Linked DNA regions of Homo sapiens: all the other regions are linked to region 3. Evidence: read pairs that join two places in POLR2A ChIA-PET (ENCODE). Cell type or tissue: PC-9. All regions are shown on one strand. Links, peaks and the distances in the headings refer to the core of each region. The heading gives the core; the rest is flanking DNA. Region 1 overlaps SARNP (SAP domain containing ribonucleoprotein). Region 2 holds the start of ERBB3 (erb-b2 receptor tyrosine kinase 3). Region 3 holds the start of DGKA (diacylglycerol kinase alpha).

What was found. ChIA-PET counts read pairs that join two places held together with the same protein. Peaks named below come from ENCODE experiments on the same cell type or tissue, not always from the same donor. Only the 100,000 strongest peaks of a DNase experiment are listed, where the experiment ranks them.
Region 1: POLR2A ChIA-PET joins it to region 3 with 23 read pairs; 8 of 35 experiments call an interaction of 5 or more read pairs at or near these places.
Region 2: POLR2A ChIA-PET joins it to region 3 with 13 read pairs; 2 of 35 experiments call an interaction of 5 or more read pairs at or near these places.

What each region holds. Positions count from the first base shown.
Region 1 is chr12:55,770,182-55,780,782 of GRCh38, forward strand. All of the region lies in intron 9 of SARNP (SAP domain containing ribonucleoprotein), which reads right to left. Among named protein-coding and RNA genes, the nearest start is that of GDF11, 32 kb to the left of the region's middle. In PC-9, for the core only: no CTCF peak of the experiment used is centred there; no DNase peak of the experiment used is centred there.
Region 2 is chr12:56,073,017-56,083,617 of GRCh38, forward strand. It overlaps ERBB3 (erb-b2 receptor tyrosine kinase 3), which reads left to right and starts at 7,149. Exons shown (of 28, transcript NM_001982.4): 1 at 7,149-7,366. The coding sequence starts at 7,285. RefSeq lists enhancers at 4,932-4,981, 6,806-7,796. In PC-9, for the core only: CTCF peaks have their summits at 6,185 and 6,391; DNase peaks (open chromatin) are centred at 6,075, 6,775, 7,075, 7,915 and 1 weaker place; H3K4me3 peaks cover 3,678 bases; H3K27ac peaks cover 3,605 bases.
Region 3 is chr12:55,927,682-55,938,282 of GRCh38, forward strand. It overlaps DGKA (diacylglycerol kinase alpha), which reads left to right and starts at 3,481. Exons shown (of 24, transcript NM_001345.5): 1 at 3,481-3,663; 2 at 8,742-8,886; 3 at 9,336-9,409; 4 at 9,727-9,862; 5 at 10,297-10,371. The coding sequence starts at 8,823. PYM1 (PYM1 exon junction complex associated factor) reads right to left here and starts at 213. Exons shown (of 3, transcript NM_032345.3): 1 at 44-213. The coding sequence starts at 80. RefSeq lists an enhancer at 1-484. In PC-9, for the core only: no CTCF peak of the experiment used is centred there; a DNase peak (open chromatin) is centred at 5,740; H3K4me3 peaks cover 2,555 bases; H3K27ac peaks cover 2,122 bases.

The DNA.
Region 1 (10,601 bases), core at 2,616-7,615, 160 kb before region 3:
CAGAAGAAAAAAGAGAGAGGAAAGAGTCATCAGGTTATAACTAGAATTTTTTTTTTTTTTTTGAGATGGAGTCTCGCTCTGTCGCCCAGGCTGGAGTGCAGTGGCGTGATCTCAGCTCACTGCAAGCTCCGCCTCCTGGGTTCAGGCCATTCTCCTGCCTCAGTCTCCCGAGTAGCTGGGACTTACAGGCGCCCACCACCACGCCCAGCTAGGTTTTTTTTTTTTTTTTCCGTATTTTTAGTAGAGACGGGTTTACACCGTGTTAGCCAGGATGGTCTCGATCTCCTGACCTCATGATCCGCCTGCCTCAGTCTCCCAAAGTGCTGTGATTACAGGCATGAGCCACCACGCCCAGCCTATAACTAGAAATTTTAAATTAAGGGTTCTTAGCAATGATTTCCATGGCATATATACTGTAGCCAGGAAGTAAGTTGCAAAAGGAAGATCAGATGCAACAATTGGCAGCTGAATACCACAGATATTTTCTAAAGTGTCTGTTCCCTTTTTACAGCAGAGTACCATTACTATGTCTACCCAAAATGGAGTTCTAACTTTATTTTCTAAACCCAACCTGTGTCTTCAAGATATAAAGTCATGAGAACATTTTTCAAAACTTACTAATTTTATCCTAAATACAGTAAAGAATACTGCTCCTTGCTTGTGTGCCATGGCTGTTTACTCTGCCAAAAGGGGTCCAATTTGATGTAATTAGCATCCCATGGGTTGTGTGTTGAAAGCATTCACCTTCTTCAATCTTTTTTTTTTTTTTTTTTAACAGAGTTTCGCTCTTGTTGCCCAAGCTGGAGTGTGCAATGATGTGATCTCGGCTCACTGCAACCTCTCCTTCCCGGGTTCAAGTGATTCTCCTGCCTCAGCCTCCCAAGTAGCTGGGATTACAGGCGCATGCCACCACGCCTGGCTGTTTTTTGTTTGTTTGTTTGTTTGTTTGTATTTTTAGTAGAAACGGGGTTTCACCATGTTAGCCAGGCTGGTCTCGAACTCCTGACCTCAGGTGATCCGCCTGCCCCGGCCTCCCAAAGTGCTGGGATTGCAGGTGTGAGCCACTGTGCCCGGCCCACCTTCTTCAATCTTATTACCAGTGCCACTCCGGATCATATAAAAAGAAACTAGGAGAAACAAAGCAAAGTGTAACCCAAGCATCATTAGGAATTTGAACTCAGTAATTCCCAAGAACACAAAGCATGAGTACTTTCACTGGATTCAAATAAGAAACATCGTTATTCTCTGCGACCAAAAGAATTAACCAAGCCAGGCACTGTTCCTGGTCAAGTGTAACAAGCTCACTCACTTATCATCCCTCCTTATACCATGTGTGAGAAGCAGAAATTCCAATCTAAAGAGTCCAGTCAGAAAAATCCTTAGAAGCAGAAAGAAGCATTTCAGGGGAGCTCAGGTACTGCTATTATTTTCCCCCTCAAAAGTCTTTTCCCTAGAGTGATGGAAGAGAGGCTGACAGAGAGCTAAGATGTCATATTTCACAAAAATAACAAATAACTGCCCCCCTTTGTAAATGAGTTACCATACTAAGATGTTAATAGTTCTCAGGCCAGTCTGATTTCCAAAGGAATGTAAGGTAGCATGGCAAAAAGGAAAAGAGGGAGCCTGAATCTCAGTGCCACGTGACTGATGGCAGGATGAAAAGCAGAGCCTGGGGGCTTTCAGGCGATGGTAGATTAATGATGACACGGCCTTGACTTCCCAGAGGTAAAGGTTATGAAACACTCCAGGGTAAGCGAGCTTCCAATTTCATACTCTCAGGATGAATGACAGCAACTGATGGTTATTCTCTCAGAAACACTTGGATGCTTAAAAACACAGCTGTCACCTCCCCTGCCCCAGTTTCTGAAACTGTTTATTCCCGAGCCTTTATGCCAACCAGACGACAGAACATAGGGTGGTCCCAAAAATCAATGCACAGAGCTTAAGTAGATGAAGGTGAGAGACCAGACTAGCAGCAAGTACACCGCCTTAGCAAATAATATGGTAGAGACACTCCAACACTATCCACACATATACACATAACACACCTCCCCAATATAACCACCTTAACCTACTCTCAATAATCTCTTTCAAGTGTGAGATCAGTATCAACTTTCTAGGGCTGGTAGGGTGCTAGGAACTTTAAAGTTACACGACAATTAGAGAACACCAGGAATTGCATCTCCTCTTATCTTCACAGGATTTGAAGCCCAAGAACACAGTCAGCTCAGAACCACTCACTCACTAGGTTCTACCACTTTTTCTTTCTCTTGTCCAAATCAAGCTCTTTCCCCAACCCCCACTCCTCTTCAACCCCAGAGGAGGTCGTTTCGGTCTTGCTCTAGCTGATTGTAGGACAAAGCAAGGCAGGCAGAGGAAATGAAGGTGTCACACTTGACACCCCCAGAAATCAAGTTTCTATTAAAAGTCCCCATCTCCCTCCTTTAAAAGCCAAGGAGCTGCTGCTTTTGAGGATAAGTGATGCAGAGCCTGGCAGAAATGTCAAGAAGTCAGTAGAGGGAAGCTGAAACTTTTTTTTTTTTTTTTTTTGAGACAGAGTTTTGCTCTTTCTGCCCAGGATGGAGTGCAATGGCATGATCTCAGCTCACCACAACCTTCACCTCCCGGGTTCAAGTGATTCTCCTGCCTCAGCCTCCCGAGTAGCTGGGATTACAGGCACGCAACACCACGCCCGGCTAATTTTGTATTTTTCAGTAGAGACAGGGTTTCTCCATGTTGGCCAGGCTGGTCTCTAACTTCCAATCTCAGGTGATCTGCCCGCCTCGGCCTCCCAAAGTGCTGGGATTACAGGCGTGAGCCACCATGCCCAGCCTGGGAAGCTGAAACTTTTCAGGAGACGTGAATGCTGTCTTAGCCAAAACATACAGAGAAGGGAGGACAGTTACCTGACCATTCAGAAATTTAGAGTGAGCACTAGGAAAACAGATTATTTTCATCTAAAGTATTTAAAAATGCAGATTTCAGGCCACAACCCAACCTAATTAATCTGTATCTCAAAAGGGAAGGCCTACAGAGCTGTATTTTTTAAAGGGTCCCCTGTAACCCTTACATGCAACCATTATTTGGGGCCAATTTCAAGTAGCTTTGAAAAAATATAGACCAAACAACTTTTTAAAATTTCTCATCAAGTCCAAGTAAGACTCCCATCCTGCTCCAATTATCTCCTATAAATGCTAAGGGTATTCCAAAGTTTATGCTTCCTACAAAAACTATTTCAGCTGCAGAGATGTGAGGGGTAAAAAGAGAGATGTGAAGAAATCACAGAGGACTCTAGGTAGCACACCTGTCTTATTGCTCTCCTACAATTCAAATAGAAAAGCAGAGAGAATCTTTCATCATAGTTCAATACAGAAAGAACGTGCCAAAACAAGATCAGGGCACACTGCAGTTATGTGGGGAAAAGAGGGAGGCAACTAGGTTGCAGCACACAAAGGCATTTTTTCCTACAGAACTGACACAAAGGAAAAGGAGTAATATCAATAAAGTGGGGGAAAAGGAAAATGGGATTTCTTCTTCTTCTTTTTTGAGACAGAGTTTTGCTCTTGTCGCCCAGGCTGGAGTGCAATGGTGCGATCTCTGCTCACTGCAACCCTCCACCTCCCAGGTTCAAGTGATTCTCCTGCCTCAGCCTCCTGAGTAGCTGGGAATACAGGTGCCCACCACACCAGCTAATTTTTGTATTTTTAGTAGAGACGGGGTTTCACCATGTTGGCCAGGCTGGTCCCGAACTCCTGACCTCAAGTGATCCACCCGCCTTGGCCTCCCAAAATGCTAGGATTACAGGCATGAGCCAATGCACCTGGCCCTTTTTTCTTTTTGAGACAGAGTCTCTCGCTCTGTCACCCAGGCTGGAGTGCAGTGGCACAACCATAGCTCGCTGCAGCCTGGACCTCCTTGGCTCAAGCAATCCTCCCACCTCAGCCTCCCAAGTAGCTGGGACTTCAGGCATGCCACCCCACCCAGCTAATTGTTTATTTTCTTGTAGAGACAAGGTCTCACTATGCTGCACAGGCTGGTCTCAATTCCTGGGCTCAAGTGATCCTCCCACTCTGGCCTCCCAAAGTGTTGGGATTACAGGCACGAGCCACTGTACCACATTTGTTCATTTCTAACTGCTCCTTCTTTTCAACCACCTCATACCTAAGCATGGGTACGATATGCAAATTCTGTAACTGACTCCTCTATACCCCAATAAACTCCCTACCAATAATTACTTTCTAATGTCAAGATCAACGGGCTAGGCACGGTGGCTCATGCCTGTAATCCCAGGACTTTGGGAGGCCTACGTGGGTGGATCACTTTGAGGTCAAGAGTTCAAGACCAGCCTAGCCGACACGGTGAAACCCCGTCTCTACTGAAAAAAAAAAAAAAACAAACAAAAAAAAAAAAACAAAAATTAGCCAGGTGTGGCGGCATGCACCTGTAATCCCAGCTACTCGGGAGGTTGAGGCAGGAAAATTGATTAAACCCAGGAAGTGGAGGTTGCAGTGGGAGGTTCCAGCTTGGGTGACAAGAGCAAAAGCACCCTCAAAATAAATAAATAAAATAAAATGAAGTCCAGCTCAAGTATTTCAAATATAATCTCCTTCTCAGTTACGCATCTCCCCTGCCAGGGATTTCCAGATTTAATATTTGTTACAAACTCCAAATATACAACACCCTGAAAACACATTTCTATTTGTTTTTTTTTTTTTTTTTTTGGCAGATGGAGTCTCGCTCTGTCGCCCAGACTGGAGCACAGTGGCGCAATCTTGGCTCACTGCAACCTCCACCTCCCAGGTTTAAGCCATTCTCCTGCCTCAGCCTCCCAAATAGCTGGGATTACAAGTGTGTGCCACCACACCCGACTAATTTTTTTGTATTTTTAGTAGAGATGGGGTTTCACCGTGTTAGCCAGGATGGTCTCCATCTCCTGACCTCGTGATCCGCCTGCCTCAGCCTCCCAAAGCACTGGGATTACAGGTGCGAGCCACCACGCCCAGCCACACATTTCTATTTCTTTCCTAAGAATATGCTCTGGGAGTTAAAAGGTTAAAATTAAAAAAAAAAAAAAAAAAGAACATGAAAAAAAGATGGACAAGCATGGTGGCTCACGCCTGTAATCCCCAGCACTTTAGGAGGCTGAGGTGGGTGGATCACCCAAAGTCAGGAGTTCGAGACCAGCCTGGCCAACATGGGTGAAACCCGGCCTCTACCAAAGATACAAAAATTAGCCGGGCATGGTGGTGCATACTTGCAGTCCCAGCTACTCAGGAGGCTGAGGCAGGAGAATTGTTTGAACCCAGGAGGCAGAGATTTGCAGTGAGCTGGGATCGCGCTCTGTCTCAAAAAAAAAAAAACAAAAAACAAAAACAAAAAAAAAAAACTATGAAAAAAAGAGTAGCAAAGGAAGGGGAGAGGAAGAAAGGAGTTAAAATTTTCTAGATCTTAACAAGGGACTTCATATTATATTAAAAATGGGGTCTTTGCTAATTTACAAACATCACCAACAAGTATTCCCCTTAAAACATCTCCAATTTGATGTCCTGCCTCATCCCCACCTCCATCTCCAAAATACTATGGGATCTGACCTTCTTCAGCTATCAGTCATGAAGAGCAACTCTGCTATTTTGGTGAGTATATAAGAAAATGAACTATCCCATAATTGTTCAATCTTATTTTAACTGAACCCACATATATAAGCCTCTCAAGTATTAACATACATTCTAAACATTCCCATTCTGCCATTGCTCTCACATGAGGAGCCTTTAACCAAAATTTCCTATCAAAAAAATTAATCACATACACATATACCAAAAAATTCCTTCCCCAACACCACTTTATTTCCTCCCATACAGACTCTGAAGGATATACAGTTGTCCCTCAGTATCCAAGAAGTAATGGTTCAAGGACCACCCCTGCCTCCACCCGCAGATACCAAAATCTGTGGGTGCTCAAGTCCCTTATATAAAATGACATAAGGCTAGGTGCAGTGGCTTCCGTCTGCAATCCAAGCACTTTGAGAGGCAAGAGGACTCCTTGAGCCCAGGAGTTTGATACCAGCCTGGGCAAAATAGGGAGACCCTGTCTCTGCAAACTAAAATTAGCCGGGTGTGGTGGTGCATGCCTGTGGTCCCAGCTACTTGTTGGGGATGAGGTGGGATTACTTGAGCCTAGGAGGTGGAGGCTGCAGTGAGCCATGATCTGGGACACGGCACTCTATAAGTGAGACCACATCTTTAAAAACAAAACAAAACAAAAAAATAGCATAGTATTTGCATATAAACTATGCTCATCCGCCTACATACTTTAAATCATCTCTAGAGTACTTATGTATAAATAGCTGTTATACAATACTGCTTCATTTGTATTATTTTTTATTGTTGTATTTTTCCCCCCAAATGCTTTTGATCCACAGATGTGGAACCCATGGATACAGAGGGCTGAGTATACTTGGATTCAGAGAGCTCACATTTCACCACAGCTGGGGAGAGTATCTGGGAGTGTGGATAGATATTGCTTCACTTAGAAAGGCCAGGCCAACTATCTATCACCCTAAAATTAGATATACAACTGGATATAATGTAATTTTTAAAATTATTTACCTTATGTACTAAGAGTGGTACTTTCAAAAGAAAAAAGAAAAAACTCTTACCCAGACAATAAGCCCATCTCAAGAACCAGGCTGGCAAAAACAACTGAACCAGTTTGTCTGGCAAAAACAAACTGAATATTGAAAAGTAAAACAGACTTAACAGAATCCAGCACTCTTCTCCCTTTCAGGCTGTGTTTACTCTTGTGGCAAAGACGAGCAGGGGGCCAAAGAGAGGCATAAAACTTGTTTTTTATCAAAGTCATCAGTTCTGACACGTTAGACGAAGGAATGCAAAGACATTATGGAGGGGGTATTGACCAGGGAAAATAGAAAAGAGTTTTTTCTTACTACAAATTTCTTTACCTGAAGTTCTTCAGGTGCAAATTCAATGAATGAAATCAGAGAGAAATACATAAAATTAAAAGGTACAAGAGCTTAATGATCTCAGCCATGCACCTTTAGGGAAGTCTAAACATCTAACATAACTTTCCCAAATACCTAGTTTACAGTAAATATAGGGCAAGGCACCAGCCATGAATGTTGACATAGCATCAAAAATTTCACCTTGTTTCTCTAAATTTTAAAAACTTTTCCTTTTTTTTTTATTTTTTTTTTTGAGATGGAGTCTCGCTCTGTCGCCCAGGCTGGAGTGCAGTGGCACCATCTAGGCTCACTGCAACCTCTGCCTCCCGGGTTCAAGCGATTCTCCTGCCTCAGCCTCCCGAGTAGCTGGGACTACGGGCACATGCCACCATGCGCTGCTAATTTTTTGTATTTTTAGTAGAGACAGGGTTTCATCATGTTAGCCAGGATGTTCTCGATCTCCTGACCTCATGATCCACCTGCCTCGGCCTCCCTAAGTGCTGGTATTACAGGTGTGAGCCACCACACCCAGCCAAACCTTTCCTCTTAAAATGTTCAACTTATATGTCTAACGTCTCTTGTCCAATTTTTTCCTCATACACTGGCTACGTAAAAAGTATGTGTTGGAGGATTAGGGAATAGTGGGACAGTAGAAAGAGAAGTTGAGCAAAGAAACACCTGTCTCCTACTTCTCTGGTTGAATTTAGAATACATTGTCTAGCGCCCTAGTTAGGAGAGAGAAAAATTCCATTCTGCCTCTTTGCTCTTCCAAATTCCTATAGCCAAGTTGTTCAACAGCAGTTGAATGGCACACATAATTGACATCATTGATTGGAACCATAATAAAAGTAAGAAGTGTGGGTGTGGGGGAAACTGGGAAGGGAGGGAGATGATGTATTTGTGTTACAGACAAAAGACAAGTTCTGTTCCTCCGCAGGGACAAATGAAGAACCAGATGATGGAATAAACTGAGGTCAGAGAGTTTCCCCCATTGTTTCCTCTTTTTTTTAATTATTATTATTTTTGAGAGCAAGTCTCTCTCTGTTGCCCAGGCTGGAGTGCAGTGGCATGATCTCAGCTTACTGAGACCTCCACCTCCACGGTTCAAGCAATTCTCGTGATTCAGCCTCCCGAGTAGTTGGGACTACAGGTGTGAGCCAACACACTCAGCTAATTTTTGTATTTTTAGTAAAGATGGGGTTTCACCATGTTGGCCAGGCTGGTCTCAAACTCCTGACCTGAGGTGATCTGCCTGCCTCGGCCTCTCAAAGTGCTGAGATTACAAGTGTGAGCCACTGTGCTGACCTGTTTCCCCTTTAAACAGCTCCTTTTACCACTCCCTCAAAGTTTGTTCCATTGGGAGGGTGGAGAAAAGTAGTGTCTTTTTTTTATCTTAAAGGGGAGGAGACAGAAAAGAAGAAAACAGATATAGGATTACACGTTGTATCTCTCCTTGAAAAGGCCCAATATTTATTTTCAAAGTATTATGAATGAAAAGGGAATGTAAAGGAGTGGTTAAATATTTGTTTAGTCTTAAAAATGCTCCAAGAGGCCAGGTGTGGTAGCTCACGCCTGTAATCCCAGCACTTTGGGAGGCTGAGGCTGGCGGATCACAAGATCAGGAGTTTAAGATCAGCTTGGCCAACATGGTGAAACTCTGTCTCTACTAAAGATACAAAAAATTAGCCGGGCATGGTGGCGCACACTTGTAATCCAAGCTATTCAGGAGGCTGAGGCAGGAGAATCACTTGAACCTGAGAGGCAGAGGTTGCAGTGAGCCAAGATCGTGCCATTGCACTCCAGCCTGGGCGACAGGGCGAGACTGTCTCAAAAAGCAAAGCAAAACAAAACAAAACAAAACAAAACAAAACACAAAACACAAAAAACTAAACAAACAAAAAACTCCAAGAATGTTATCTAAGAAATCCTGAAGACTATGTGAGGTTGAGTTTTAGCTTTTCCTGAAATTTATCTTCTAAGATAACCACTCTCTCAACTGCTATCTCTATCTACCATAGAGTTATCTTCTTTCCTTGTTGGTTAATCTAAGTTGAAAAGAACATAGTTATTCAAATGGAAGAAGGATTTTGGGGAAAACTGATAACCTAGGATGAAGGAGGGGGGAAATTCCCCCAAAAGCTCTTGATCAGTGAGGTATCAATGGCTGAGGGAGCCTACGTTGAGTTTTGTTTTTTCCACTTAGATGTCTACTATCTGCGTTTTTCTTGGTCCCATGGCTGTATGAGAAAGAGAAATGGAGAATTAAATTTTACACTAAGCCTAGGCACTGCTGCTTGAGTATATTTGAATAGAACCCAAACTTACTAAGCAGGCTACTTTTCCAACTTACTCTGGAAACTAATTCTTCTACCACTACTTCCTTTAAAGATATTCTACCAAACTCTTCACCATAGCTTATGGTTCCTTAGGTTTATAAAGTTCCATGTTGGTAATATCCTATGCATGGCCCCATCATTCTTCCTTTGGAAAAGGTTTATACAGCCATACTTAAACTAAGAAATCCTAATTACAGACCCTCTGAGAAGACTGATGACCAACTTCTAAATCCATAGTACAGTAGTCCCTCTTATACAAGGGGGATACATTCCAAAACCCCCTGAAGCCACGAATAGTACCAAACCCTATATATACTATGATTTTACCTGTAATTTTAATTTATAAATTAGACACAATAAAAGATTAATAGCAATAATGAAATAGAACAGGCCAGGCATGGTGGCCCAACCCTGCAATCCCAGCAGTTTGCGAGACCAAGGCGGGAGGATCACTTGAGCCCAAGAGTTTGAGACCAGCTTGGGTAACACAGTGAGACCCTGTCTCCACAAAAAAATTGAAAAATTGACCGGGCGTGTTGGTCTGTGCCTGTAGTCCCAGCTACTCAGGAGGCTGAGGTGGGAGGGTCACTTAAACCCGGGAGGTGGAGGCTGCAGTTAGCTGTGATCATGCCACTGCACTTCAGCCTGGGCGACAGAGCAAGACCTTGTCTCCAAATAAGTAAATAAATAAATAAGGCCGGGCACAGTGGCTCATGCCTGTAATCTCAGCACTTTGGGAGGCCAAGGTGGATAGATCACAAGGTCAGGAGTTCAAGACCAGCCTGGCCAATATGGTGGAACCCCATCTCTATTAAAAACACACAAAAAATTAGCCGGGCATAGTAGCACATGCCCGTAATCCCAGCTATTCGGGAGGCTGAGGCAGGAGAATTGCTTGAACCTGGGAGGCAGAGGTTGCAGTGAGCTCAGATTGCGCCACTGCATTCCAGCCTGGGCAACAGAGCAACTCTGTCTCAAAAAATGAAAAAGAAAGAAAAGAGAAGAGAAGAGAAGAGAAAAGAAAAGAAAAGAAAAGAAAGAAAGATTAGCTGGGCATAGTGGCACATGCCTGTAATCCCAGCTACTTGGGAAGCTGAAGCAGGAGAATCACTTGAACCCGGGAAGCAGAGGTTGCAGTGATCCGAGATCACGCCATTGCACTCCACCCTGGGCAACAAGTGCAAAACTCTGTCTCAAAAAAAAAAAATTATAACAATATGCCAGCATCACTACTCTTGTGCATTAGGGCCAATATTAAGTAAAATAACAGTTACTTCAACACAAGCATTGCTCTAATGGGGAAGTAG
Region 2 (10,601 bases), core at 4,288-9,287, 150 kb after region 3:
CCACCATGCCTGGCTGCTGGTGGGGTGTCTACTCTGCAGCCCAACTTCTCCTTCTGTCCAGTCCTGCTTCTTCCTTTCTTTTCCTGCAAGTATTGATCCCAAGTGCACTCACTCACAAGCTTCCCACACTCTAGTTTCCACCTTAGAATTGGCTTCCATGGAAACTAGAGTGTGGCAAAGCTTTGTTTTACCAGGCAAAAATAACTCAAAAGTGAGGTGAGTTTTTTGTTTGTTTGTTTGTTTGTTTTTGTTTTTTTTTAGACGGAATCTCGCACAGTCGCCCAGGCTGGAGTGCAGTGGCACGATCTCCACTTACTGTAACCTCCGCCTCCCAAGTTCAAGTGATTCTCCTGCCTCAGCCTCCCAAGTAGCTGGGATTACAGGCACCTGCCACAATGCCTGGCTGGTTTTTTGTATTTTTAGTAAGGACAGGGCTTCATTATGTTGGCCATGCTGGTCTTGAACTCCTGACCTTGCGATCCGCCTGCCTCAGCCTCCCAAAGTCCTGTGATTAGAGGCATGAGCCACCGCGCCCAGCCTAAGATGAGATTTTAATATGTGACAAAATTCAAGGGAAAAAGTTCGGGACAAAAGAGAAAGTGTTACATAATGGTAGAATAAACAAGAAAGCAAGAAAATATAACCACTGCAAATGTACTTGCCAATATAGATTCAGAATATACAAATACCTCTTCTAAATCTTCTTGTAAACAAGAAAAAAGAAACACAATATACAAATAGTAATAGTTAACTTTATTGAGTACCTTTGATGTGTCAGGCACGTGCCATAGGCTTTATATTTGTTTGTTTGTTTGTTTTTTGAGACAGAGTCTCACTCTGTCGCCCAAGCTGGAGTACAGTGATGCGATCTCAGCTCACTGCAACCTCCGCCTCCCAGGTTCAAGCTATTCTCCTGCCTCAGCCTCATGAGTAGCTGGGACTACAGGCATGCACCACAATGTCTGGTTAATGTTTTTGTATTTTTGGTAGAGACAGGGTTTCACCGCATTAGTCAGGCTGGTTGCAAACTCCTGACCTCGAATGATCTGCCCGCCTCGGCCTCCCAAAGTGCTGGGATTACAGGCGTGAGCCACCAGGCCTGGCCTTACCTAGGATTTCTTTATTATTTTTGTATGATGTAGAGATGGGGAGTCTGGCTATGTTGGCTAAGCTGGTCTTGAACTCCTGGCCTCTGCAATCCTCCCACCTCAGTTTGCCCAAATTGTTTGGATTTCAGGCATGAACCACCATGCCTGGCCTTACCTAGGATTTCTTACTGTTCTACTGAGACTAGTGATCTGCCCACCTTGGCCTCCCAAAGTGCTGGGATTACAGGCATGAGCCACTGCACCTGGCCCAGGATGATTTCTTTTACTTTTATTTTCACAGTAAAATAATAGCCAAAGTCATCAGCTAAGAGTAAGGAAAGATAAAGGGATGCTGGAAAACTGCAGAGATTGTTCATAAATAAAGCCTCCCTTCTTTCATTTATTCAGTCAGGACAGCACCCAACAGAGGTGGCCAGTTACTTGGCAGCTTTATCTACTGTGTATATCCGGGATGCTTAGCATGACGTGTCCCTAAGTGTTGAAGAATCCATCGCATCTTGGGATCTAGCTGAGAGGGAAGGGTTGGGGTTGGGAAAATAGCAATAGATACAGCTAGCGTTCATTGAATGCTTCTTAAAGGTTGAGCACAGTAATTCAGAGCTCCACCTGACTTTTCTCATTGAATCCAAACAACAGTCAGCCAGATGCAGTGGCTCACGCCTGTAATCCCAGCACTTTGGGAGGCTGAGGCGAGTGGATCACCTGAGGTCAGGGGTTCAAGACCAATCTGGCCAAAATGGTGAAACCCCATCTCTACTAAAAATACAAAAATTAGCCAGGCGTGGTGGCAGGCGCCAGTAATCCCAGCTACTCGGGAGGCTGAGGCAGGAGAATCACTTGAACCCAAGAGGTGGAGGTTGCAGTGAGCCAAGATCACCCCATTGCACTCCAGTCTGGGCAACAAGAGCGAAACTCCGTCTCAGAAAAAAAAAAATCCAATCAACAGTCTTTTTTTTTTTAAGGTTTTTTTTTTTTTAATTTATTTTTTTATTGATAATTCTTGGGTGTTTCTCACAGAGGGGGATTTGGCAGGGTCATGGGACAATAGTGGAGGGAAGGTCAGCAGATAAACAAGTGAACAAAGGTCTCTGGTTTTCCTAGGCAGAGGACCCTGCGGCCTTCCGCAGTGTTTGTGTCCCTGATTACTTGAGATTGGGGAGTGGTGATGACTCTTAATGAGCATGCTGCCTTCAAGCATCTGTTTAACAAAGCACATCTTGCACCGCCCTTAATCCATTTAACCCTGAGTGGACACAGCACATGTTTCAGAGAGCACAGGGTTGGGGGTAAGGTCACAGATCAACAGGATCCCAAGGCAGAAGAATTTTTCTTAGTGCAGAACAAAATGAAAAGTCTCCCATGTCTACTTCTTTCTACACAGACACGGCAACCATCCGATTTCTCAATCTTTTCCCCACCTTTCCCGCCTTTCTATTCCACAAAGCCGCCATTGTCATCCTGGCCCGTTCTCAATGAGCTGTTGGGTACACCTCCCAGACGGGGTGGTGGCCGGGCAGAGGTGCCCCTCACCTCCCAGACGGGGCGGCTGGCCGGGCGGGGGGCTGACCCCCCCACCTCCCTCCCGGACGGGGCGGCTGGCCGGGCGGGGGGCTGACCCCCCAACCTCCCTCCCCGACGGGGCGGCTGGCCGGGCGGGGGGCTGACCCCCCCACCTCCCTCCTGGACGGGGCGGCTGATCGGGCGAGGGGCTGACCCCCCCATCTCCCTCCCGGATGGGGTGGCTGCCGGGCGGAGACTCTCCTCACTTCCCAGATGGGGTGGCTGCCGGGCGGAGAGGCTCCTCACTTCTCAGACGGGGCAGCTGCCGGACGGAGGGGCTCCTCACTTCTCAGACGGGGTGGTTGCCAGGCAGAGGGTCTCCTCACTTCTCAGACGGGGCGGCCGAGCAGAGACGCTCTTCACCTCCCAGACGGGGTCGCTGCCGGGCAGAGGCGCTCCTCATATCCCAGATGGGGCGGCGGGGCAGAGGCGCTCCCCACATCTCAGACAATGGGCGGCCGGGCAGAGACGCTCCTCACTTCCTAGATGTGATGGCGGCCGGGAAGAGGCGCTCCTCACTTCCTAGATGGGATGGCGGCAGGGCGGAGACGCTCCTCACTTTCCAGACTGGGCAGCCAGGCAGAGGGGCTCCTCACATCCCAGACGATGGGCGGCCAGGCAGAGACACTCCTCACTTCCCAGACGGGGTGGCGGCCGGGCAGAGGCTGCAATCTCAGCACTTTGGGAGGCCAAGGCAGGCGGCTGGGAGGTGTAGGTTGTAGTGAGCCGAGATCACGCCACTGCACTCCAGCCTGGGCACCATTGAGCACTGAGTGAACGAGACTCCGTCTGCAATCCCGGCACCTCGGGAGGCCGAGGCTGGCGGATCACTCGCGGTTAGGGGCTGGAGACCGGCCCGGCCAACACAGCGAAACCCCGTCTCCACCAAAACCAGTCAGGCGTGGCGGCGCGTGCCTGCAATCGCAGGCACTCGGCAGGCTGAGGCAGGAGAATCAGGCAGGGAGGTTGCAGTGAGCCGAGATGGCAGCAGTACAGTCCAGCTTCGGCTCCGCATGAGAGGGAGACCGTGGAAAGAGAGGGAGACCGTGGGGAGAGGGAGAGGGGGAGGGGGAGGGGGAGGGGGAGGGACCAATCAACAGTCTTATAAGTAGATACAACAGTGTATAAACAAGGAAACCAAGGAAGATTTTTCTCCTTCAGAACTCGGACCCTGAATACCAGGTTGAGCTGGAGCTGAGTGAGTAATAAAATGAAAGGCCCTTTAATGTGGGGGAGGGTAGGTAGGAGTGGAGACCCTTAAGTAGTATCAGCACTGTTGTCTGATGGGAGTGTGAATCTGAACACATGAAGCTCCAGTCTCAGTAGAACAGTAAGAAATCCTAAGTAAGGCCAGGCATGGTTCACATCTGAAATCCTAACAATTTGGGTAAACTGAGGTGGAAGGATTGCAGAGGCCAGGAGTTCAAGACCAGCTTGGGCAACATAGCCAGACCCCCACCCCCACCCCCGCATCTCCATATCATACAAAAATAATAAAGAAATCCTAGGTAAGGCCAGATGGTAAGGCCAGGTGTGGTGGCTCATGCCTGTAATCCCAGCACTTTGGGAGGCCGAGGTGGGTGGATTGCCCAAGGTCAGGAGTTCAAGACCAGCTTGGTCAACACAGTGAAACCCCGTCTCTACTAAAAATACAAAAATTAGCTAGGTGTTGTGGCAGGCACCTGTAATCTCAACTACTCAGGAGGCTGAGGCAGGAGAATAGCTTGAACCCAAGAGGCAGAGGTTGCAGTGAGCCAAGATCGAGCCATTGCACTCCAGCCTGGGCACCAAAAGCGAAACTCAGGAGAATGCCTTGAACCCAGGAGGCAGAGGTTGCAGTGAGCTGAGATCACGCCATTGCACTCCAGCCTGGGTGACAGAGCGAGACTCCATCTCAAAAACAAACAAACAAATAAACAAAGTAGCCAGACATTTTGGTGCCCACCTGTAGACTCAGTTACTAGGGAGGCTGAAGTGGGAGAATCACCTGAGCCTGGGAAGTTGAGGCTGCTGTGAGCCATGATTGCACCACTGCACTCCAGCCTGGGTGACAGAGGGAGATCCTGTCTCAAAAAAAGGAAAAAAAGCCAGGTGTGGTGGCTCACACCTGTAATCCCAGCACTTTGGGAGGCTGAGGTGGGTGGATCACCTGAGGTCAGGAATTAGAGACTAGTCTGGCCATCACAGTGAAACCCCATCTCTACTAAAAATACAAAAAATTAGCCGGGCTTGGTGGCGCACGCCTTGTAGCCCCAGCTACTTGGAAGCCTGAGGCAGGAGAATCACTTGAACTCAGTAGTGAGCTGAGATCAGGCCACTGCACTCCAGCCTGGGTGACAGAAACAGAACAAGATTCCGTGTCAAAAAAAAAAAAGCAACAGACCAGAAGGCCATGAGGTCAAACAAAACAATGTTTTGTTTTTGTTTTGAGATGGCGTCTCACTCTGTCGCCCAAGCTGGAGTGCAGTGATGCAATCTCAGCTCACTGCAACCTCCACCTCCCGGGTTCAAGCGATTCTCCTGCCTCAGTCTCCTAAGTAGCTGGGATTACAGGTGCCCACCATCATGCCCAGCTAATTTTTGTATTTTTAGTAGAGACGGTGTTTCACTATGTTGACTAGGCTGGTCTCGAACTCCTGACCTCAAGTGATCTGCCCGCCTCGGCCTCCCAAAGTGCTGGGATTACAGGCATGAGCCACCGCGCCCAGCCGAATGTTTTGTTTTTTAAGATGGAAGATATCCCAGCACTTTGGCAGGCTGAAGCAGGTGGATCATTCCAGCTTGGGCAACAAGAGCGAAACTCTGTCTCAAAAAAAAAAAAAAAGAAAAGAAAAAAAAAGAGAGAAAGAAACCCTAGGTAAAAGTCTGAGCCCCACCTCCCAATCACCTGATCACCTCAACCACTGTCACCAGGTGGATGACCTTGGAGAGGTCACACACTTCTAGTTCTGTAAAATGGGGAGTTATATTGCCTAAATCATATAATTTTTATGTTAAGTGACACATTCTCTAAGGCACTAAGTTTGAGGACATACTTTGTAAATGAAATGATATATGGAAATGTTTGTATATGTTAATGGTTTTGTTGTTGCTATTATTATTATGACTACTATACACATGGTCTGGAGAAAGCCAACCTCCCCAAAGCGGAGATTCTCCAGTAGAGAACAGGCCCTCTAGGTTGCATATCAATAGGGAGCATGTTTAAGGAATGTTAGCCGGTAGTCTTTGCTAGGTGTGAGGGGTGAAATTTTTCTTTATCAAGGCTCAACTGTTTTCGAAGTCTTCAGGCTTGAAGTTCTGGAGAAAACAACTAGGCTCTCCGGGCGAGATCCCGAATACCAGTTTAAGGGATTTGAAATGCAAGGCCGTCTGGGACTCCACTGCCACGGATGGGCACCAGGCGGCGCCGGTCGGATCCGTCCCGGGACTAGCAGGGCTTTGGGCAGCAACCCGCAGGGAGCCCGACCGCCTCTGGCCAGGTCCGGGCAGCTGGTGGGGGAGGTTCCAGAGGTCCACGCCATTCGTGGACGCAGTCTCTAGTGTCCTCTCCGCGTCCCACTTCACTGCCCCATCCCCTTTCCTGCGAGAGCCTGGACTTGGAAGGCACCTGGGAGGGTGTAAGCGCCTTGGTGTGTGCCCATCTGGGTCCCCAGAAGAGCGGCGGGAACTGCGGCCGCCCGGACGGTGCGGCCAGACTCCAGTGTGGAAGGGGAGGCAGCTGTTCTCCCAGGCGGCCGTGGGGGGCAGCAGAGGGGACGGCGACAGGTGCGGGAGCCCCTCCCGGGGTAGAAGTGGAAAGGCGGGCTCCGGGGTCTGTTCCCAGGCTGGAAACCACCCCCGCCCCCCATCCAAATCCCCGGGAGAGGCCCGGCCGGCGCCGGGTCTGGAGGAGGAAGCGGCCAGAGACAGTGCAATTTCACGCGGTCTCTGTGGCTCGGGTTCCTGGGCTGGGTGGATGAATTATGGGGTTTCGAGTCTGGGAGAAACTGAGGTGGCCTGGACGTGAGGCAAAAAACACCCTCCCCCTCAAAAACACACAGAGAGAAATATTCACATTCTGAGAGAAAATCCACCAAGTGAACCAACCGGCTAGGGGAGTTGAGTGATTTGGTTAATGGGCGAGGCCAACTTTCAGGGGGCAGGGCTTTGGAGAGCTTTCCACTCCCTCATTCATTACCCTTCCCTGGATCTGGGGGCTTTCGGAATCTCGACCTCCCCTTGGCCTATCTCCTGCAGAAAAATTAGGGTGAGCCCCATCCTCGATCTGCTCCGCCAAGTTGCGGGACCGCGGGGCGTGGCACGCTCGGGGCAGGCGGTCCGAGGCTCCGCAATCCCTACTCCAGCCTCGCGCGGGAGGGGGCGCGGCCGTGACTCACCCCCTTCCCTCTGCGTTCCTCCCTCCCTCTCTCTCTCTCTCTCACACACACACACCCCTCCCCTGCCATCCCTCCCCGGACTCCGGCTCCGGCTCCGATTGCAATTTGCAACCTCCGCTGCCGTCGCCGCAGCAGCCACCAATTCGCCAGCGGTTCAGGTGGCTCTTGCCTCGATGTCCTAGCCTAGGGGCCCCCGGGCCGGACTTGGCTGGGCTCCCTTCACCCTCTGCGGAGTCATGAGGGCGAACGACGCTCTGCAGGTGCTGGGCTTGCTTTTCAGCCTGGCCCGGGGCTCCGAGGTGGGCAACTCTCAGGCAGGTAAGTGGCGCGAGAGCACCGGCGGGCTCGGCACCTGGGAGCCGGAACCCAGTGCGCGCAGCCTCGGAGGGTATGGGCACGGTCTCAGGCGGCGCGGGGTTGTGGGTGCTGCCCCCGGTTTGCCAGGACCACCTGGGAGAGGGGCGGTCAGGCTCGGGTTATCGGCGTGGTCCGGCCGAGGGCGGCATTCCGGGACCCTCACGCCACCCTTCTCCAGAGCGTCGCCGACCCTCTAATTGGTCTCCCCAGAAGAGGCTGAGGCCGAAACAGTAGTTCACACTTCTGAGGGGCCCTGCAGGGAGGGGAGCAGGGAACTTCATTCTGTAAACAGGAGGTGCTTGGAGGTGGGGGCCTTGGCGGGAAGGGTCTCGGTTTGCTCGCCAACCCCCTGCCCCCCACCCGCGCCGATTTCAGCTACCCCTAGTTTCGTTGTTTTGCCGACAGGGCGGAGCTACAGAAGGTTGGAGGGGGTTGTTGTTCTCTGGTGTTGGAAAAACAGGAGCGGCACCTCCTCTTCCGTGAGTGAGCCTGCCCTGGGGAGGTCTGAGATTAACCAGAGGGCCAAGTTCAGGTGACATCAGGCAGGAGGCCCAACAGAGGCTGGCGCCCCCTTTCCTCAGTATAGCAGAGCTTAAGCAACATCTCTTTGTCAAGACCCAGGTCAACACAACTCATATTTATTGAGCATCTACTATACACAAGGCCCTGGGCCAGGAGCTGTAAGGGCAAGGATGTCCAGCCTCTGGTCTTTTCTCTCCCCAACCTGAGGATCAAGAGGGCACCTCTGCTACTTTCTAAGCCTCCTGCCTTGGGGAGTCCTTCCTGGGCTCAGCTTGTGCCTCCCGCCCCCATTTTGCTTATTGTCTGACACTGTCTCTAGGACCCTAGACAGAGCCCCGGATTGCTCTTCTCCAGTCCTCCCCCGACTCCCATGCTATCTGAGCCCACCCCTTTGGGGTGTCTCTGGGACCGTGGACACCTGAGGACTGAAGTTCTGTGGATCTCCTCCCCTCCCCTCAGATCTCAGCTTGGGGTTTGGCACAGCCAGGGCCCCTTCCCCAGTGTGGGAGTGGAAGAAACCACCTGTGCTTCCCTCACAGTTGCTGGGCCTAAATTTAGATCCTGGGATTTTTAGATGTGAACACTCCCAGCTGGTGGAGGGGGGTGGTCTGGGGACTGGCGTGGGAGGGAGCAGTGGAGTGACTGTATAACTGTCCCATCCAGACTCCTGCAATCTTCACCCAGAAACCCAGGAGTACCAGAGTCTGGCCACCCTCCCTGGGGAGGCAGGAGGCAGGCATGGTTGGGTCTCTTTACCCTTTATCTGGGTCCTGCAGCCTCTGGGCATCCGGCCCTGTCTCAGTCCTTCTATAGCCCCTTTGTCCTGGCTGTGATGGGGGTGGGGGATGTTGGAGGGGAGGCCTCTGGTTGAGGAGGGGCTGGAGATTCTGGCTCTATCCCACCCCTAGTGCTCTCTACCAAAGGAGGGCCTGTGACACTGCCCCTCCCTATGCTCCCGGTTCCTGGGTACAGCAGGGATTTTTATGATTCCCTTCCCCTGCCCTGCTCCCCAAGCTGCCTAGCTCCTCCCCAGAGGTGTTGTTTGTGCTCCCTTCCTGCCCAGGCCCTTTGCCCCCTGTTTGTGTAATATGGACTTTACCCTCAGGGTAGCAGGGAACTGGGCTACCTCTAACACTGTAGCCTTCCAAGCACAGACACAAAGTCTGCACAAACACTTATGGGCACGTGGGATAGATGGGGCCACCTGAAATACTTCCTGCAAGGAAACCCAACTATAGATTCCTGAGCCAGCAGGACCAATGTGTACGTGTTCGTGTGTACATTGTGTGTGTATGTGTGTGCCCACACTACTACTTCCCTGTGCAGAAAGCTTGGCTCCTCCCTTATCTGGGGAGAAGTGTTGGCACTATAACTTGGGAAAGGGGGTATCCTGCCAGGAAGGGGATTGGGGTGGGGCTGTTCCAGAAATGACTAACCTTCCTAGTCTCTTTCATTTCAACCCAAGGACCCTGGAGTTCCCAGCTCCTCTGGAACTAGCTCTCTTTGCTGGGACTAGCCAACCTTCATGGGGAGTGATAAGGAGCCCTCCAAGGTCAAGAAGTCAGACTAGGGGTGTATGTTATAGGAGGGATTGGGGCCTCACCAGTCTCCCTCCCTCCATTCCCACTGTTGCCTCCCACTGAGCTACCACCGCCTCAGGGAAGGGTGGCTGGAACAGGTGGTATCTACCCCCTACTCCCCACCCCACACATGGTCTTTCCCTGAACCAGAGGAAAGAGACTGGGGTAGGGCTTCAGAGTCCAGGACTTCCCATAGCCCGTTGTCCACCACATTTGCAAAGAAGAGTGAACTCCCAAGGCTGACATGCCATGTACCTCTAGTCTAGGCTCTCCCCTAGTGTGGGTGAGGATTGCCATGGTGAAAGGCTTTTTCATGAACCTCTTCTAACAATGAAATTGTGTGGAGGCTCAATATGGGGCATCTGCTACTATCTCTCTCCAGGTTCCTCTGTATTTGCTGAAAAATACTCTAGGGCTGGAAAGTGATGCTGAGGTTGCTAGAGTGTGTTGGGATGGGGGAGAGAGTGAGAAGGAAACCCTGAGTTTAGGAAGGCGGGGAGGCAACTAGCTCCTTATCTTTCAGCTTTAAAGACAAAGCTCCCATTGACCCCCCCTCACCCCAGCACTGCCAGAGCTCCCCCCTCTACTGAGGTCACTTGTCTGAGCCCAAGGCTTGAGGGTGGAGGGGAGTGCTGCTGAGGACGGGGTGTCTAGGGACAGGGTGGGGCAGCCCCCCTCCTGGATAGAATCGCCTCATTGTGGGCTGGACTGTGGCCCCAGGCACTGCCCCCACCCTCTGCCCCCATCCCACCCTCAGTAGACACAATAGGGGCTGTGTACTAGTCCCAAAGAGATATTTATTCCAGGACCTAGAGAGAGGCAGGATGAGGGTAGAGAAGTGAGTGCCCTAGTTGGAGGGGGAGAGGAGGGTAATCAAAGTTGCGGCCTTTTCCTAACTTCTCTTTTCTAGGGAGAGAAACAAATTCCCTGTCTTCCTTCTCAGTTAACCCCTTAGTACCCAAAAGAAGCACAGAGGGGTCCCAGGTTGAAAAAGGAAATCTTTTCACCTTCCCATTCATGGAATGGTAAGGGGATTCTGAGAAGAGAGAAAGCTCTCAGGCCACTACAGCTTCTGCCTATCGCTTGTGGGAGGG
Region 3 (10,601 bases), core at 3,765-8,764:
GCGGGAGGGGCGTGCAAGGCGGAGGGCGCCGCGGGTCGGTCACCTGTCTCCGTAGCCGCAGGGCTGCCGGCAGCTTCCATGGCCGAAGAGGCAGCGGACCAGGTTGGGCGGGCGGCCCTGGCCTGGCTCTGCCCCGCTGGGCGGCGCCGGGGATTCGGCGGCGAAGTGATGAGGGCCCTAGTTGCTTCTCGCCCAGACCTCCTAACCCTGAGTGCCTCCTCGGGCTGGGCCCTAGGGTCAGAGGGCAGGGTGAAAGCTTCTGGGCGGACCTACTTAGTATTCTAATTAAACTCGTCCAACCGCTGAGGATCTAAAGCGGGGCAACTCGCCAATAATCCGGTCCCGTAGTGTCACTCCATTTGTAGTCCTGCCCTGCGCCGTACCTCCCTATTCTGCAGACGAACCCATATGGTCTCCCTCCGCCGCCCATTTCAGCAACTGTTGTTCCTTCAGGGCTAAGTCCTGTTAAACTTGTTTCCCCTACAGCCTGAGAGGAGCCCGGCTGCAGGTTCCTCTCCTCAGGTGTCAACTCTGCCCTCCTCCACCCTCATATAGCTTTTTCCTTATCAACCCTTTTACCTTCCTGCTTATATCCCCACTTTGGCTTAGTTTAATGTCCAGCAGTACCCCTGGAACCAGGGAGGAGGCAGGAGGTAAGTATTGGTGACTACCTCCAACACTAGGCAGCATGTCCCATTTAAAAAACAAAACAAAACCCAGGCGCGGTTGCTCACGCCTGTAATCCCAGCACTTTGGGAGGCCAAGGCGGGTGGATCACGAGGTCCGGAGTTCAAGACCAACCTGGCCAAGATGGCGAAACCCCGTCTCTACTAAAAATACAAAAAAATTAGCCGGGCGTGGTGGCGGGTGCCTGTAATCTCAGCTACTCGGGAGGCTGAGGCAGAGAATTTCTTGAATCTGGGAGGCGGAGGTTGCAGTGAGCCAAGATCGCTCCACTGCACTCCAGCTTGGACGACAGAGTGGGACCCCGTCTCAAAAAAAAAAAAAAAAAAAAAAAAAAAAAACTAAAAAACTGAGCAATGGCTGACTAGGACCTTTATAAGACAAATTAGGCCTCAGAAGTTTTCTGGGGGCCGCAGCTTGCCTTCCTTCCCATCCTCCATGTCTGTGACTTCCACTAGAGGCCAATTCAGAATGTCTGGGGGTGGGGCTCATTTAAAAAGTATTTCCAGGCCGGGTGCGGTGTCTCATGCCTGTAATCCCAGCACTTTGGGAGGCCCAGGTGGGCAGATCACTTGAGGTCAGGAGTTCGAGACCAGCCATGGCCAACATGGTGAAATCCCATCTCTACTAAAAATACAAAAATTAGCCGGGTGTGGTGGCGAGTGCCTGTAATCCCAGCTACTCGGGAGGCTGAGGAATGAACCTGGGAGGTGGAGGTTGCAGTGAGCCAAGATCGTGCCACTGCACTCCAGCTTGTATTATAGAGCAAGACTCAGTCTCAAAATAAATAAATAAAAAGTATTTGCATACGATACACTGTTATTGCAAGTGTTGTGACACTGTGGTCTTAAACCCTTGCTCTCTTTTCACCGATTGTACTTCAGCCCTGCAGGGTCTAACATCTTGTCCTTAACCTTGTTATGATTAGACGTGAGAGTGTGGGATGAAGCCTCTAAGAACTAATGGGATACGTTGGTCTTGACTGAACTACCTCAGGAGTGGTCTCTGCAGCTTTCAGAGGCTGCTCAATAGACCTTTGTGCAGGAGGGAAACCTAAAGTCGCCCCTGTTCACTACCAACCCTAGGCCCCCTTCCCACCCCCAGACATCCTGCCTCAGCACTAGGGTTGACAGGAAGTGAAACTCAATTGTCTGCTTAGTAGACCTGCCTGGGACCCAACCCGGGGCCCCGGATGTGGCCCCCCACCCTGAGGAGGAACAGGGCAAAAAAGGCCGGGGAGAACAGGCTGTTGTTTTTTCCTTTCCCTTTGTTCATTGCGGTTTCTTTCTTTCTGATTTTTATGATGTGGTTGATTAAAGAAATGAGCACCTGGAACCGTAGGCATTAAACGCCTCCTTCTTAGATGTTTCTTGGCTTTTCTTCCCCCACCCACACCCCCCAGTAACTGACTTGGGGTATGATGGAGCACAGATCCTAAAGAAGACACAAAGAAGTCTAGAGTAAGACTGATTCCACCTTATTCCTTATTCGAGAGATAACATTACACCCCACTTTGAAGTACCAAAAACTATCTTAAAAGGAGTGTCTTCAACTTTATTTAGGGACATATCTAAAGACGATAGAGTGAGAAACACAGGTAATACATAGGGTGGCATTACTTTGAGCATTCTTTGCAAGGAAAGCTGAGTGCCTTAGAGATTAATATCGTTCCAAGATTTCTAAATGAAAGATCCAGGGACAGAAAACTGATAGGCAGAGGTGTTAGGGGACCTATTCTTACATTGTATGTTTGTTTAAAGTAGCTCAGAGCAGAGAGGCTTTACACACATTGCACCACTCATTGATATAGTCCCTAAACTGGACTATGTTTTTGCTTGTATTGCAGAACTAAGTACAGGACTTAGTGTATAAAAGGCCTTCAGAAGAGTTTGTTTACTATGACTAAGGAGGTCATAGAGGAAGGAGAGATGAAGCTTTGCTAACAGTGAAGAAAATACTGTAAAGACAGGATGGGGAGTGTCAAGGGCCTTGTTTTTTTTTTTTTTTTTTTTTTTTTTTAGACAGAGTTTTGCTCGTGTCACCCAGGCTGGAGTGCAGTGGCATGATCTCGGCTCACTGCAACCTCTGCCTCCCAGGTTCAAGCGATTCTCCTGCCTCAGCCTCGCGAGTAACTGGGACTACAGGCATGTGCCACCACGCCCGGCTAATTTTTTGTATTTTTAGTAGAGACAGGTTTTCACCGTGTTAGCCAGGATGGTCTCAATCTCCTGATCTCGTGATCCGCCTGCCTCAGCCTGCCAAAGTGCTGGGATTACAGGTGTGAGCCACCGCGCCCGGCCTTTGGCCCTTGTCTTTTTATGATTGGGGGTGAGAGGGTGAGACTTGGAGGGGCACAGGAGCAGAGAGACAGACCCCTCTTCAACCTATGCCCGAAATCTCCAGTTTGGATACAACAATACTCCCAAACCCTATTACTCAGCAGCTATATTTCTGGCAAATGTGGAGGAGTCTGTTCCAACAAGCCTGTCTTGAAACAATCAAGAACTGCTTAGATATCCCTGTTTCCACTAGAGGGCCTCATGTATTCATTCCCTTTCCAACCCCCACCAAAAGTATGTATATATTATGTGTGTGTATGTATGCATACACAATACCCACACATGCATATACCCTTCTAGTCAGAGGTCTCCCCTCCCCCTTCTTCCCACCCCCAGGTGTAAGAAGGACGATTCCAGGAACCTAAGGCTTTGTTACTCTGCCCCATTTTCAATGAAGGGTAGGAGGGAGTTAGACAGGGGTTGGGGCGGGGCCAGTGAGCAGGATGCCTGGGTCTCCAGTTCCTGCCAGTGAGTCCCTAGGCCTCCATCTCTCTCCCTTGCTGTACCACCTTCACCACCATCCATGCGACCCCAAGAGCCTTAATGACTCTAGAAGAGACTCCAGGCAGGGGAAGCTGAAAGGACCTTTCACTCCCTACTTTTGGCCAGGGCCTTCTGTGCCACCTGCCAAGACCAGCAGGTAAAGTGGGAGGATGAGGGCGTGGAGAAAGGGTGGACATAGACCAAAGTGCAAAACTCCACCCTAGAATTAAGGAGAGAACATGAGTCTTGACAGGAGGTGTCCTTAGACTGGGGAAAATAGGTCTAAAAGGAAAGAGGAACGTGAAGAAGGTGGGGAGATTGTCTCAAGCAGGGTAGAGCCCGGGGCGGGAGGGAGGTGTTTGGTCAGGTTGTGGAGTTTGGGACTCTGGGCTTGCCCCCGTGGGATCTCCTGAGTGTGAAGTCAGTGGTGGATGGAAGGGAGTTGGTTAGGGAAGTTCAGGATGGCAGCAATCAGGAGAGAATGAGACGTTGGTTGGGTGCCCAACTGCCGAGCTGTTCTGTTAGCGGCCCGCCCGGTATCTTGGTCTCCCAGGTTTGGGATGAAGGGAGAGGCTGTGAGTGATTAGAAAGAAGGGAAAATAGAAGCAGAGCTGCCGCCGGCGCGGGAAGAAGATGAGGAGCGCAGCAAATGGAGAAAATGTGTCCAAAGCCCCGGACATATTCGAGGGAGGGTGGAGCAGGTTATGGTGAACTGGAAACCTAGAAACGGGCCTCTCCAACTTCGAAGTTCCCAGAGTCGGGGGCGCCGGGCGCGGGCGCGGCGGGCAGGCTGGGGTGGGGGGCGGGCAGCTATGTCGTCAGGAACGGGGCGGCCCCGCTGCGGCCGCGTCTGCCTGGCCCGTCCCCTCCAGCCCAGCTCGGGCTCCAGCTCCAGCGCCGGCGCTTCAGCTGCGACCGCGAGCCCTCTCAAGCAAGGTAGAGACCCCGCGAGCCCCCCAGCGCCCCACCCTCCCCCATCGGAAAAGGACAGGGGTAGGGAAGCCGAGGACCCACGGGCTGCGTTCGTGCTGCTGGGTCGGGAAGGAGGAAGCGTGACAGCTGGAGCGGGTATCGAGAAGGGTCTGCGCTGGGACGCGGGGGTGCAGCGGGAGGGCTGGGCCCGAACCCGGTGGGTAACGTTTCCCAGACCTTCCCCTCCATCCCTCCCGCTCATTCGGAGGGATGGTGAAGCCCGGTTCCTGGGACCCGACTCGGAGGGAAGTCCTCTTCGGAACCTCCACAGTGCCGCACGGGTGGAGAAGGGTTCTTGTTTGGCCTCCAGGTCCCCAACTTCCCACCCCATCCTCTCCCCACCTGTCACTGGGAAGTTTCTGAAAATACCTGAGTCTGAATCTCACTTTTCACCTTGATAGGAGAAATGAGCCTTCCTGAGGAAGAATGGCAAATATTACTGGGCATCTCTTCAGCCTCAGCACAGACAAGCCCACATCCCCCAACCATGCCAGTATCGTAACTTCCTCCTATACTACGCAATGACACCCTCTACACACACACACACACGCACACACACACACACACACACACACACACACAACCCCCTCAGCCAGGTGTAGCACTGCAGTCTTCAGTGTTTGTGGAGGCTTAATAAGTTTTGAGGCTTCAAGCAAATGATTCCCTCTTGAGGGCTACCTACTAGCAGCAACGGTCAGGGAGAGGAGGAGGATACAGTCTATGATGTGATTAAGGAATTCAGAAGTCCAGGTAATCAGGCCTGGGCCCTCAAATTCGGGGCTCCTGCCCCTCTGGGGCAGCCTCAATATTCTGGAGACATAGCTATTTCCTGAGTAATGGTCGACTTAAAGGACTTGGAATGTGAGCAATGAACGCTTAAGTGAAAAAAGGAAACTTTAAATACTAACACAGGCTTTGGAAACAATATTTATCTCTTGGTTAAAATTTTAGTATTTGATGTTTAAAATTAGATCCAGAGAGCCATGAGCTCTAAGATTTAGTGGAATGTACTAAGGATGGGTGTCTAGAGTCTGACTGTGCCCTTAAGAGAGTAATTCTCTCTCTATGCCTCAATTTCCTCCTCTGTAAAATACGAGGGTTGGTGACTCCCAGCTCTGTGGATGTTCTAAGATTCTCTGCCTCCAAGTCAACTTCTTCCTTTCTCGCCCCAATTGGGTAGGGGCGGGCAGGGAAACCAGAGGAGGGAAGGGAAGGGTGAGTCACAAATAGCTGGCAGGCTGGCAGCAGACCCCACCCTCCCAGCCCTGGCCTTCGCCTAGACTAGCCCAGGTTATAGCCTCAGGGTTGGGATGGACCTGGAGGAAAAAAAATGGACTTGTTCTAGGTCTTCAAGTCCCCAGGATCCCACAGTTTGCTGCCCTTCAGCTCCAGGGATAGCTAAACTTTCAGTCAGAGAAGTCAAGAAAACCACTGAAAAGATCCCAGGAGCACTCGTTTCCAAGATTCCAGCCCAGGGGTGTCCTTGAACCCTGAGAGTCTAGCTCTAGCCACCTCGTCATCCTCCCAGAGGCAAAGTTCAGAATCCTGATACTACATGTTTGCACCTGACAGATATATTAATAACAAGGGGTAAGACGTACAACTGGGCTTCACTGATGCTAGCAGTCCCTGAAATTTATGCCTTCCTGGTTCAAAGACATCATTTTTCCTAATCTCCAGAAATGTTTCTCTAGGTACTACCCTTGTGTAATAATGATAATAGCTGATGTTCATTGAGTTCTTATTCTGTGCCATGCTGTTTGCTAAGTACATTGCATATATCATCTTATTTAATGCCCACATTGCGACTGATTTCTGTAGGTGCCCACTTTACTGATGAGAAAACTGAGGCTCAGGGAGATGAAATGACCTTTTAAAGAGCTAGGATTCTGATCCTTGCCTGTCCAATTTGCAAGTCCATTCTCTTAACTTCTACTGTATACTACTTCTCCAGGTTTAAGACCTGGGGAGCTAGGAAGGAGCAAGAAAGAGTTAGATCATTGTAAAAAGAGAGGCAGAGAAGAAGCCTGTCCTCTCTCCTTTGCATTGTAACTTGTTTGCTCCCTCCTTGTCACTTTCTCCCTCAGATTCCATTTCCTAGAACTTTGGAGTCATCTTAGAATCCCCAGGGGTAATCAGAGAGGCTAATTAAGCTATAGAGGCCCCATTAGCCATAAGACTATTAGTATTCATTAGGTCTGTTGGCAGCAGAAGTTGGACTATGGTCATTGAAAAGTGCCAGATGGGTAGAGTCCTTTCTCTAGGATGTCAGTATCCCAGAACCCTCTTCTGAGTGTTCCCAGAGAGCTGCTGGAATAGGAATGGTGTGCTGCATAAAAGTAGGCAGCAGAGATGTCCCAAGGGAAGAGGCTGCAGAGAAAGTTCTTGCATCATCAGAAAGGAAAAGGGCTAGGCTGTTCTTGAACACCCAAACTGCTTCCCTTACCCAACAAGCCCTAAATGAGTGGGTGGAGATCAGGGTGTTTGATGGGGTAGTCAATAAGTGCTTTTCAGCATCATTCATTTATTTAACAAATATTTATTTAGCACCTACTCTATGTACTACAAATTATCTCCTTTCCTCTGACTGTCAGGTGGACACTCTGGCATCCTATTCCCATGTAACCATATTTGGATTAATAGCCCCAAATTATGAATCCCCAGCTTTACACAATCATGTGTACAACCAATATTCAGCACCCACTACATACTGGGAAGGGTATCCCAGGCAGACAGAACAGTAAGACTCATTGCTTTGAGCAGGGGAGAGCTTGGCATGCCTGAGGAACAGAAAGGAGCACAGTGAGACCAGATGGCGGGGTGTGAGGAGAGAGTGGAACAAGAGGAGGGCAGAGGGACAAACAGAGGCACTACCACATGGCCTTGGGCTGGAGCCTTGGATTTTCCATCTATCAACTGCCTTAGGAAATCCAAGCTTCTCTGAGCTCCAGTTTCTTCATCTGTAGAATGGTTATGCCAATAATTTCCTATGTCTGATGATTTGATTCTAATTGTTAGTACAATAATAACTAGCATTTCTTGTAGGCCTCCTAAATGTCAGGCATTGTATGAGTGACTTTTCATATATTGTTTTACGTAAGCCACACAACTGTGAAAAATGGTTCTCATTCTCCCCATTTTGCAGATATAACTTCCCCAAGTCACACAGTGGTATCAGAGCTAAGAATGGGACCCAGATATGACTGATCTAGTTCTGTTCCAAAACCGTGCTGTATTATATTAACGTAAGATATGTTATTATCATTACTGAATCAAGGAAAGTCGCCCACTGCACCTTGGTCCCTGGATCCAGTAGCCAAAACCTGGGGCTCCCTAAGCACTGCTGACCTAGCGGAGTGGAAGGAAGTTCCCAGGAGCCGAGACACTAGCACTCGGCTCCATCGTCCCAGGACTGGGAAACACTAGATCTGTTGGCAGCAGAAGTTGGATTATAGTCATTGAAAAGTGCCAGATGGGTAGAGTCCTTTCTCTAGGATGTCAGTATCCCAGAACCCTCTTCTGAGGAAGAGACTCTGTGGGTACCCAGAGTCTCTTCCCCTGCCTCTTCCCTACCCCGCGCCTAGTTCCCCACCCTTCCCTAGTGGAGCTCCGCGGAACGCAGTCCAGGCGGGGCCGGGGCTAGGGACCTTGCCAGAGCTGGTTCTGTGTCGCGCGTCAGAAGCGCTAGAGGTCGTTGCGTGGCGTGGGTGGCTCGGGGAGTGGGTGGCTGAGCGGAGCTGGGGTCCCTGGCCAGAGGCGGAACAAAATGGGGTCATGGCCAGGAAGACGCGCTAACGCAGTAAGAGTCACTCAGAGGGCCGGAACTGCCGGAACTGCCGAAGACCCGAGATGGGAGAGAGCTCAGGATGGGGAGAGTCTGCAGAGATTGACGATGGTGGAAGAAAGCGCAGAAACAGACAAGGGACACACCCACAGAAACATATATAGACTGAGAAAGCCGGGTGCGGGTGGGAAGGTGAGGGTGGTCAGATGAATCAAGATAGGTTGGGGGAGAGGGAGAAGGATCCAGAAATGGAGAGACAGAGATGAGTCAGAGAAACAGAGACAGAGGACAGACACTGTCAGGGAAGGTAGAGGCATAGGGAAGAGGGACACAGGGAAAGGAAGATGTTTAGGGAGGGACTAGGAGAGAAGGAAAGAACAAAAAATAATAGTGGGAGTAGAGACAGAATGGAACAGACAGAAGAAAAGACACCCAGACAGCTGGCTCTTCCCACTGTACGCTCTGTCACCTTTCCCCAGGCCTACCCTCTGAAGAGGTCCAAGCAACGGAAGTACTACTACGAAGCTGCCTTTCTGGCCATCCTTGAGAAAAATAGACAGATGGCCAAGGAGAGGGGCCTAATAAGCCCCAGTGATTTTGCCCAGCTGCAAAAATACATGGAATGTGAGTCTTCCTGTCAGGCCTTCAGTTCTGGAGACCCTGCCCCAGAGAATCCCTCCTCCTCCTCATTACACCCCCTGCCCCCCAGCTTCCTCAGTGGCTTTGAGCAGTGTGCTGCTCAGATGTGCCCATGACTGGAAATGGGAGGAGTGGGAGATGGGGAGATGTCAGAAAAAGATCCGGATCTACCACAGTCTAACTGGGCTGCATTGTGCAAGGTCTCGGCTCTCTACCCACCTTCGCTATACCTGGACTGCTTGCTCCAGCTCTCAGAGAAGAGGAGTAAAGAGTGGTACTGTTTTGGAGGATCTGAAATATTTTTCCCTCTGTATTTCTGTGTTTCTTCTTGGAATTTCTTCATCTCATTTGAATCTTTTTTCCTGCTGGATTTCTCTGGCAAGAGAACTCAGCTGGACTAATAATGCTGTTCTCTTACTCTCTCTACACCCTAGACTCCACCAAAAAGGTCAGTGATGTCCTAAAGCTCTTCGAGGATGGCGAGATGGCTAAATATGTCCAAGGAGATGTGAGTGGCAGCTGGGAAATCTTCTTCTTGATCAACTCTTCCCATCTTTGTTTTTGATCCCCAACTTCCAGGAATTATTCTGGGCCTGCCCCTCACTATCCCCTCTAGAGATACCCTAGTGTCCATTGTCACTCTGACTATTGCTTTAGGATAAAACAAGGGATTCTATTAACTCAGGACTTAATCAAAGAAACCATACTCCTGCCTCAGATGCTTCTCAGCTCTGCATTTATTATCCCTGTCCCCGCTACTCCCAATTCTTCAGCCCCAGCTCTGACCTTGCAGACTCCCCAGGATAATGCTCACTCTCATTATAGGCCATTGGGTACGAGGGATTCCAGCAATTCCTGAAAATCTATCTCGAAGTGGATAATGTTCCCAGACACCTAAGCCTGGCACTGTTTCAATCCTTTGAGACTGGTCACTGCTTAAATGAGACAAATGTGACAAAAGGTATGGTCAAGCAGGTAGGACTGGGCTAAGCCTCTGGCAGAAAAATCAAACTAGTATGGATTTGGGGTTGAGAATTAACTTGAGTCACACGTTGTGCAGGTTGGGGGAAATTGGTGGAGAATAGTCAGGCTGGTCTAGGAGCTAAAGGGAGGAAAGGTAAAGGGGAAAGGTAAGTCGAGGGCAGTGGCTCACACCTGTAGTCCCAGCACTTTGGGAAGCTGAGGTGGGAGGATTGCTTGAGGCCAGGAGTTCAAGGTGCAGTGAGCAGTAATCATGCCACTGCACTCCAGCCTCAGTGACAGAGCAAGACCCTGTCTCTCAAAAAAATCAGTAAATCTTTTTTTTAAAAAAAGGGAGAGGTGGGACAAACAAAGGATAAAACATGAGCCAAAGTGGAGGGAGCCCTGACTTCTGATCTGCTTTTTTGTAACCAGATGTGGTGTGTCTCAATGATGTTTCCTGCTACTTTTCCCTTCTGGAGGGTGGTCGGCCAGAAGACAAGTTAGAATGTGAGTTGCCCTTCTGAAGTGAGGTGGCAGGGCAGTGAAGGGAGAGAGAGGTGTTTCCCATCCTCCTTTCCCTTATTCCTTCAGGATTCCTAAAGGCTGACAGGTCTAGACAAAGGTGGGGCCAGAGAATGAGCCCATTTCCTGTGTTCTCCCAGACTATTTATACCTAATACCCTTCACCATAGTCACCCCAGTACCCATGTCTTGTGCATTCCCATGTAGGCGGCCTA